2 separate regions of the Homo sapiens genome follow, and region 1 is linked to region 2. Evidence: chromatin loops called from intact Hi-C (ENCODE). Cell type or tissue: PC-3. All regions are shown on one strand. Links, peaks and the distances in the headings refer to the core of each region. The heading gives the core; the rest is flanking DNA.

The links. Hi-C counts contacts between places; a loop is a spot of excess contacts. Peaks named below come from ENCODE experiments on the same cell type or tissue, not always from the same donor. Only the 100,000 strongest peaks of a DNase experiment are listed, where the experiment ranks them.
Region 1: it touches region 2 in a loop (2.7-fold over the local background); 5 of 110 quality-filtered maps call a loop at or near these places.

What each region holds. Positions count from the first base shown.
Region 1 is chrX:150,641,565-150,645,564 of GRCh38, reverse strand. All of the region lies in intron 8 of MTM1 (myotubularin 1), which reads right to left. Among named protein-coding and RNA genes, the nearest start is that of MTMR1, 50 kb to the left of the region's middle. In PC-3, for the core only: CTCF peaks have their summits at 1,872 and 2,072 (motif pointing right); no DNase peak of the experiment used is centred there.
Region 2 is chrX:150,573,786-150,578,948 of GRCh38, reverse strand. All of the region lies in intron 1 of MTM1 (myotubularin 1), which reads right to left. Among named protein-coding and RNA genes, the nearest start is that of MTM1, 7.7 kb to the right of the region's middle. RefSeq lists enhancers at 3,738-3,837, 4,857-4,906. In PC-3, for the core only: no CTCF peak of the experiment used is centred there; a DNase peak (open chromatin) is centred at 3,358; H3K4me3 peaks cover 897 bases; H3K27ac peaks cover 2,122 bases.

The sequences.
Region 1 (4,000 bases), core at 1-4,000, 68 kb before region 2:
TAGAATACTTGTTCACTTGCAATCTCACTGCGTGTGTGTGCCCAGAGACATGCATTTAATAATATAACTCAGAAACAAGTACAATTACCAGTCTTTTCTTAATTAGCACCACATCCAATATAAATTAATTGCTTACCTAAAAATAGTTATATCACTTAAAGGAAATTGAAAGCTTGATCCTATTTTAATTATGTAGCTTGCACTGGATTTGTTATCATATAGAAGCAGCTTTGGCAAAAAGTGAGAGGTAAAGGAAATTGTCTCTGGTACAATATGTTTCTCATAATACCAACTCTGTCTACAGATCATTTTCCCAACAGTCTCAATTCTAGAATCTAACACAGGAAGGAAGAAAACCTGAGCAGAGCAAAACTGATCTCAGGACAGCCCAAAGAGCATAGATCTGCTCGTCTCCACAGTGCAGTGTGGACATCCAATGCCTAGGAGACCTCATCAAGCCCTGATTCAGAACCTATCTTCTCTAACTTTATACACAAGTCTAGCACATTTGCTCCCTGGTTGCCAAGCTCATAGCATGTGAAAAGTAATACACGTAAAAGGTAGCTAATAATGTAATATACCAAAAACGACAGAATTGTACACTTGAGATGGGAAATTGTTTGGTATGTGAAGTAGATCTCAATAAAGCTATTAAAAATGGGAAGCTGGAGAACTGCAGCACAGTGGGCGACAATGTGGACTTTGGGGTCTAGTGCCATCTCTGCCGTGGTTCTAACCTCAGGCATTTCACTCGCAGCTTCTCTGGCTTCCCTTTCCTCTTCCATAAAATGGGGAGAATAATATAATCTCATAGGGTTGCTCGGTGGCCTGAAGAAGAATGCCCAGAAAGTCTGCAATAAACACTGGCTCGTGTTAGCTTATAGAGGCAGGCCCAGCAGCCAGGAAAGTCAGTTAGCAAAAACTACAAAATGCAGATACAAAGAACGAAAGAAGCTTAATCATGTGGGCTCACTCAACATAACACCAAATTCCCTGATGTCTCTGAAGTTACCTACCCCATGATGGCAAATGACAAACATTGATGTTTATAAAAATGAGTGTTTATAATGACAACAGGTTATTGAGAAAAGATTATACAGTAATATTTATTCATTCTCAGAACAAATATGGTCCTTGCACCATGCTAGAGATCAATTAAAAACACCATTGTAGCCCCTGCCTAATAAGAGTCCAAAGGCTCAGAACTGGGAGCCTTGGAGAAGGTACCAGTGGGACCTAAACCTCCACCTTCCAATCTATAATGCACAGCACATATGAGATCTGCCTTCCTTTCCCTCTATGGCCCTGGTATCAAGAGAGACAAGAGACATGAGACCACTTTAAAGGAGCAATTTGCTACACATTTAAAAGATTTATTATTTGAGAAATTATTAAAATATTTTTTAATATTTTTTATTATTTTAATAATTTGAGAAATTATTAAAAATAAAAATTATTTATTATTGAGAAAGACCCTCATCAAGTTGTAAATTTCAGTCGGGCCATAGGCAATGGCCTCCCGACCCCTATTCTCTTTGTGGTGCCATGTTAGGAAATGCTACTCCTCTGAGTTGTTTCTCCTCTTAATTTCTTTGCAGGAGGGGGGATTCTTACTACTTTTTGAAAAGGATGCTTATTACAGAGCTAAACAGGTACAAATAATGTTCATTTCACAGTGTCAACTACCATGAGTGCTTTTACAGTATATGGCACTGTATTATTCTTATTAAAATTCATATCTAGAAGCCATAGATAATTAAGTACACAAATATCTAACCACTGAAAGATGTTTATTACAGCATTACTTACAATAGCAAAAGATTAAGCAGAAGCTGAATGTCTCACAATGGAAAACTGATTAAATCATGGTACATCTACACACTGGCATATGAGCGGATCATATTTAGCAACATGGGAAGTTGTTTACAAGATATTGCTAGATAAAGACACAAATTATAGAATAATTTCTATAGACTGAGACACAAATTATAGAATAATTTCACTTTTTTCAAATATATATACATATGTGTGTGTGTGTGTAGATATATGCTTAGAAGGAAGTCTGAAAGGATATATACCAACAGTGTTAACACTGGTTCTCACTAGGTGGCAGACTCCTTTTTGCTTATCAGTATTTTTTATAATGCTTAAAATGAACGTGCATTACTCATACATTAAAGACTCATAAAATTAAGAGAAATCTGTTTGAGAATAAGAGAATACATATCCATTAATGGAAACATTTAATGCACATTGATTATTTCTCTACCCAGCAATATTTTATTATAGTTTATATCTTATTTACATGCAAAATAAGATCTCTTTCATGTCACTTCCTTTTGTATTTTTACATGAGGTTTTATAAAAAGAACCAACTATCAGATATTAATGATTTCACATTAAAGGCACATATGTTTTCTGGGTGGAAGCAAAGCTCTGAGACTTAGCCAACAGCCGGGTGGTTAGAAAGCATACTGCAAAGAACATATTACCACGCTTAATAGTACCTAATAGTAAATCTATAAATATGTAGAGGTGATGGGGAACTTAGTCTTCCCTATAAAAGCCATTTTAGAAAAAATAAATACAAATTGGTGGCCATGATAAAGTAAGAAGGATCAATAACATGACTAAATAAAAAGTTAAGAAATTCTATCTGCTCTACAGTAGACACTCATTCATTCAGAATAATGGGGACTACTGGATCAAGATGGCAACCAAGCATGGTAGAAAGGGCACAGTTGTTCAATTTTCTCTGTTTCAAATCCCATAGAATTCACCCACATACACAAATGACACGGTAGATGCTCAATAAATATGAACTGAATGAATACATGAACAAAACTGAGCCAGGCTACCCTAGCCCAGTTGTCCTTGTGAGCAAGGCATGCATTAGCAAGACAGACAGCCAGCCAGGGTAGGGGTGTAGTCTGTGGCTATGGTACAGAAGAGCATGTCCAAACAGAGCACAGGAAGACTGAACTTGTAACCCTAGCTTCATTAGCATCATGTTCTAACAACATGAGCTAAAGAACATACTTTCAAGTACAATTTATATCGCGAAGATATGAACAGACACTACTAACTGGAGAAGCAAGTGAATTAAAAAAATCATTACATAAAGCATTTATTAATTTTAATGGGTAAAATAGTAGTGCTATAGTGGAAAAACATGACAGACACTGCCTTAGCAGAATAATCACAGTTAACATCACTAATAACGGGACAAATCAACAGCATGTCTCCTAAGGTGGTGCACTGAGAACACAGCATCACTTCTGCGGTTTTATGGCTAGAAGTGTATAACAAGTGAATTAAAAAAAATTACAATTCATATTAGGCTGACAATACAAAAGTTTTGCACAAATATCCTTTTAAGGAAAAAAAATGTCTAGACTTGAAAAAGGCAAGGTGACATTAAGTCTTAATTTCTTCAACCTTTGTTTTTAAACATTTACTTATTAGGGGAAAAAAAAAACCCCAAGGTACTTATGACAGACCCTGAAAATTAGCAGGGGAGAATACCTAAATTTTTAGTCAATTTTTGTCAATGTTAGATAGTATCACATGTCCATTAATATTTAAGGACCAAAAGAGAGCTTTGTGAACTAGGTGCAGTGATACCGTATGGATAGTGTCTGGAATAATCTATACTTGACTCCAGTTAGACAATGGTATTGGGGCAGCCTGCAAAGGTGATGGGGGTGAGCTCGTGGTGAGTGTATGTCAAAGTCTGTGCTGACACATTTTATAACAAGACAGTGTGTTCTTTCCAGCATGATTTATCTGACATTTATCAAGAGCCTATCATATAGTATCATGTACTGTGCCACAAAGACAAAAGCCACAAAGAGCCTGTCTTTCCTTGCTTCCTTCCACACAGCACTTGGTTCCCATTACTTGCAGCCCCTCTCTCGTAGAGAGCTCTTTACTTGCGTTCATTCTTGATCCTTAGTTGCAAGCTCCTAGAAGGCAGGTGACGGCACACTTCTTCTCCAGT
Region 2 (5,163 bases), core at 1,164-5,163:
ACAAAGTCAATGAAATCCCTATCAAAATCCCAACAGGCTTGGACAAGATGATTCCAAAATTTGTATGGAAAGGCAAGCGACCAAGAATATTCAAAACAATCTTGAAAAGAAAAAAAAAAAAAAGTTGCAGTACTTCCACTACCTGATCCCCAGACTTATTATAATGCCTCAGTAATCAAGACACTGCAGTACTGGTATAAGGATAGACATACAGATCAATGGAACAGAACAGAGACTATAATTAGGCCCTTCTTTTTGAGGTCCTAGCAATGGTCAATTGATTTTCAACAAAATTACCAAAATGTGTGGGCCTTTTCCCACAAATGATGCTGGAACAGTTTGATGTCCATATGGAAAAATAAATGAATCTTTACCCTTACTTCACAAAATATACAAAATTAACTTGAAATGGAACATAGACATACTAGTTTTATATTGCTGAATAACAAACTTAGCAGCCATAAACAGCACACATTTATCATCTCACAGTTTCTGTGGGTCAGGTGTCCAGGCACAGCTTAGCTGGGTCCTCTGCTCAGGGTCTCACAAAGTTGCAATCAAGGTAATGGCCAGGCTGCATTCTCATCTGGAGGCTCAACTGGGGAAAATCTGCTTCCAAGCTCATTCAGAGTGTTGGCAGAACTCATTTCCTTTAGGCTGCATGGTTGAAGGCCCTGGCTTTTTGCTAAGCAGCTTTTAGTTCCTAGAGACCACCTGCAGTTCCTTTCTATGTGGCCTTCCTCAATGTGGCTGCTCACATCAACAAGTCAGCAAAGAGAATCTCACCTCGGGGAGGACCCAGACCTTCTTTTAAGGGTTTTGTGCTGATTAATTCAGGCCTACCCAGGATAACTTCTCTTTTGATTAATTCAAAATCTACTGGTTGTGACCTTAATTATATCTGTAGAATCCCTACACTTTTTCCATATTCTAGTCTATATTCTAGAAGCAAGTCACAGGTCCTGCTCACACTCAAGGGAAGGGGATCACACAGGTATAAACACCAGGGGTTGGAAAGATCTGTCTGCCAAAACAGATCTAAACATAAGAGCAGGACTAAAAAAGTTCTGGAAGGAACACAGGGGAAAATTTTTGTGAACTTAGGTTAAGTAAAGATTTCTTAAAACACAAAAACTCAAACCATAACAGGGGAAAAAGTAAATAGGACTTCATCAAAATCAAAACTCCTTGCTCTTGCACAGGCACAGTTAAGAAAATGAAAGACAAACCACAGTTTGAGAGAACATGCTTGCAAATCACATATCTGATGAAGTACTTGTATCCAGAATATAAAAAGAACCCTCACAACTTCAGACAGACAATCCAATTTAATAAGAAATGGGCAAAAGATTTCAGCAAATCCTTCACCAAAGAAGATAAACTTAATGGCCAACAAGCACATAAAGACATGCTCACTATTACTAGTCACTAGGAATTTGTAAGTTAAAAATACAATGAGATACCATTATACACCCAGTCAAATGGCTAACATTTTAAAGGCAGACAATTAAAGCCAGTAGGAATGCAAAATGGCACAATGGCATGGCCACTTTGGAAAACAGTTTGACAGTTCCTTGTAAAGTTAAACATACACTAAACATATGGCCCAGCAATGCCACACCTAAGTATTTACACGAAGCAAATAAAAGCATGAGTCCACACAAAGACTTGTATGTGAATGTTCATGGCAGCTTTTTTTCAAAATGGCCAAAAACTGAATCAACTCAAATGATCAACTACTGAATGAATAAATTACATTATAACCATACTATGGAATACTACTCAGCAACAGAAAGTCAGGAACTGCTGATACATGCAACAACACAAAAATGAATATAAAAAGCAGTATGCTAAGTGAAAGAAGCCAGCCACAAAAATACCACATAAGCCTATCCTTGACAAATTTCAAAGAACTACGAGTGTTCACATCATATTCTTTCACCATAATGCAGTTAAGTTGTAAATCAGTTTTGAAAATACCCAGAAAATACATTTGTAAGTAAAAATATACTTCTAAACAGCTCGCAGGTGAATGAAATAATCATAATAGAAAATATCACAACTAAATAATCATGAAAATACTATGTTTTGAAACATCCAAACAGCAGAATAAATCTAAAGAAAGGAGGAGAAAATGAAGAATGATTCCTGGTATATTCTTTAAGTGAAAAGGGCAAGAGGCTGAATAGTGTATGAAATATGTTTTTGTGCAAGAAAAGGGGAAAATACATGTACGTGCTTGCTCAAATTTGCAAAAGATACTTAGAAGAACAAACTAATAAGATTGATCATCTACGGGGGGGAAAGAAACAGAATACCTGGTCAGAGATGGGGTGAAAGCAAGACTTTTCTGAATATACCTTGAAATAAATGTGACTTCAAAATCATATAAAGTTTTTACTCGTTAAAAATTAATCAAAAAAGCAGGGGAAAAGCCCTAAAAGGGAAACAAATGAACATAATTATATTATCAAGTTGGTGCCATAACCACAACTGACAAACCTCTGGTTAGACTAATAAAGAAAAAAGGAGGGCACAAACAAACAATAGTAGGATGCAGGAATGAAAAGACAGACACAGCTATAGATTTGGCAGACATTTGCTGGTAGTTTATAATCTTCCAGGCCCCAGGCAGCTCCATGTGCAAGTTCTAGCAACATTCAAGGAACCAGTAACTCCAATCTTATACAAACTTCCAGAGAACAGAAAAAGGGAATATCTCAACTCACTTTATAAGGCTAGCATAAGCATGATACTAAACTAGACCAAGACAGCACAGGAAAACTAATACCAAATCTTATGTATATAAGATGTAAAAATCCTAAAGAAAGTATTAGCAATCAAACCCAGCAGTAAGAAAGAACATGACCCTGTTGAGTTTATCCCAGCAATACAAACTTAGTTAATGCTACAAAGTTATACTAGAAAATCCCTTAAAATAGCCTACCACATTAACAAGTTCAAGGAGGGAAAACACAGGTTCTCCCTCACGCCTGTAATCCTAAGCACTTTGGGAGACTGAGGCAGGAGAATTGCTTGAGGACAGGAGTTTGAGACCAGCCTGGGTAACACAGTAAGAAGCCCTCTCTACAAAAACACAAACCAAAAACCTATCTCCATAAAGGAAGAAAAGGGGCTTGATAAAACTCAACATCCACTTATGACCGAAAAAAATGTACACTAGAAGTGCCCCTACACAAAACCTAGAGTAAACACAATACTTTATGGTGAAACATTGAAAGCAAGAGCCTTCTCAAGTAAAGATCTTGGGCCCCACCCCAGACCTACTGAATCAGAAACTCCAGGCATGATGCCAGGAATTTGTAGTTTTGCAAAAACCCCTCAGGTGATTATGATGTGGCTTGCTGCTCTGAGTGGGAGCCACAGAGCAACACTGTTGGCATCACCTGGGAGCTTGATGGAAATGAGAAGAAAAAGCTCTCCGGGCCCATCCCGGAACCACTGAGTCAGAATCTGTGTTTCAACTCGAAGTCCAGGTGATTCATAAGGCAATGAAGTTGGAGAAGCGCTCCTGGTAGTGCTGCACGCTGGGACCACTTTTTAAAAATGCAGATGTCAAGAGTCTCAGCCCAGATCAATTAAGTTCGAATATCTGTGGGCGATGCCCAGGGCAGCAAGTATGTAAAACTCCCCAAGTGATTCTAATGAGCAGCAGGAAAGGCAATCTCCTGGTCCGTGGTATTCCCTCTATGAGGAAACTTCTGTTTAGGGACTCTGCACCAGCTCTGAAAAGCCAGAGAAGAAAGAGGCATTCCTCGAGTTCTTTGAAGTTCCCCTCAAGAAAGAAGATTGCATTTCATACATATACCAATGGTGCCTTTTTAATATGGCTTACAAAACTAAAAACTGAAACCGAGAAAAAACCCTGTAGTCATGAGAGCTGCAGGAAGTTGCAGCGGAGGCTGCAAACCCAGAAGTCAGACTTGCCTGGGTTCAAATCCTGATATTACTGCTTCCTAAACGCTTCAGCTTAGACCTAACCTCTCTGAAACTCAGTGGGGATCTTAACAGTTTTTACCTCAAAGCGATGCTGTGAGGATTCATATGAGACCTGATGTAAAAGCACTGGGCTAAGGACTTGGCAAAGATTACACCTAATATTAATGTAAATTATGACTGAGGCGGCTATTTAAGCATTGACAGTGAATCTGATGAAATCCTCAGCAAATCAAGACCAAATGTATCTCTCCACAGCTGTAGCTCCTGAACACTTGAACTGTGGCTAATCCAAACTGAGATGGGCTATAATGTAAAATATACACCTGATTGACAATTTAGTACCAAAAAAGGAAAAACGTGTCATTATTATGTCGATGACACATTGAAATATTTCGCACATGCTGTGTTAAATATATTAAAATTGATTTCACCTGTTTCTTTACTTGTTCAATGTGGCTACTAGAAAATTTTAAATTACACATTCTCTATTGGCTAGCGCTATCTTAAAGGACTGGGAAGCCAGGATATGAGCTGGTACTATTAGACTATTTCCGAACTTTAATTTACTGCAAAATCACCCGGGGGCCTCATTAAAATTCACATTCAGCTTAAGGAGTCGGTGGTGGGTCTCAGTGGGTGAGGATGGGGCTTGAAATTCTGCCTGTTTCACCAGCTCCCGGGGAGCAAGGGCAATCCCCATCAATAAGAAAAACCTGTTTCATGCCATAGGCGTAATGGGAATCTCTGGGGAGATTATTAGAGTTGATATAGTGAAGGAAGGACATGTCCAGCAGAGTTAGACTCAGCTTCAACTTTGAAAAAATCAGTTCTCTCTCCAAGCAAGGGATTCAAAGAGGTGGGGGCCAGCACCAACGGTCAGTCCTCCCTTTGTTAGGGCAGTAGGGACCTGTGCTTTCTCTCCCAGATCCAGAACCACTGACATGGGCAAGGAACACCTCAGAACCAGGAAACTCAAAATGGAATACTGGCTGGGGTTTCTCATATCCTCCTAGTCACATAACCCGTGTTAACCGCAGCGCCCTCCTGGGGTCTCACTGAAACCAAGTGCAAACTTTCCTTCTTACTGTTATCCACAAACAGTACTGACACGCAGGTATATTTCATGTCATGGCCAAGGGTCACTGCTGTGCAGGCAGGTACATTTCTTATTTCAGTAAAAGAGCTTGGGCCAATTCCAGGCCT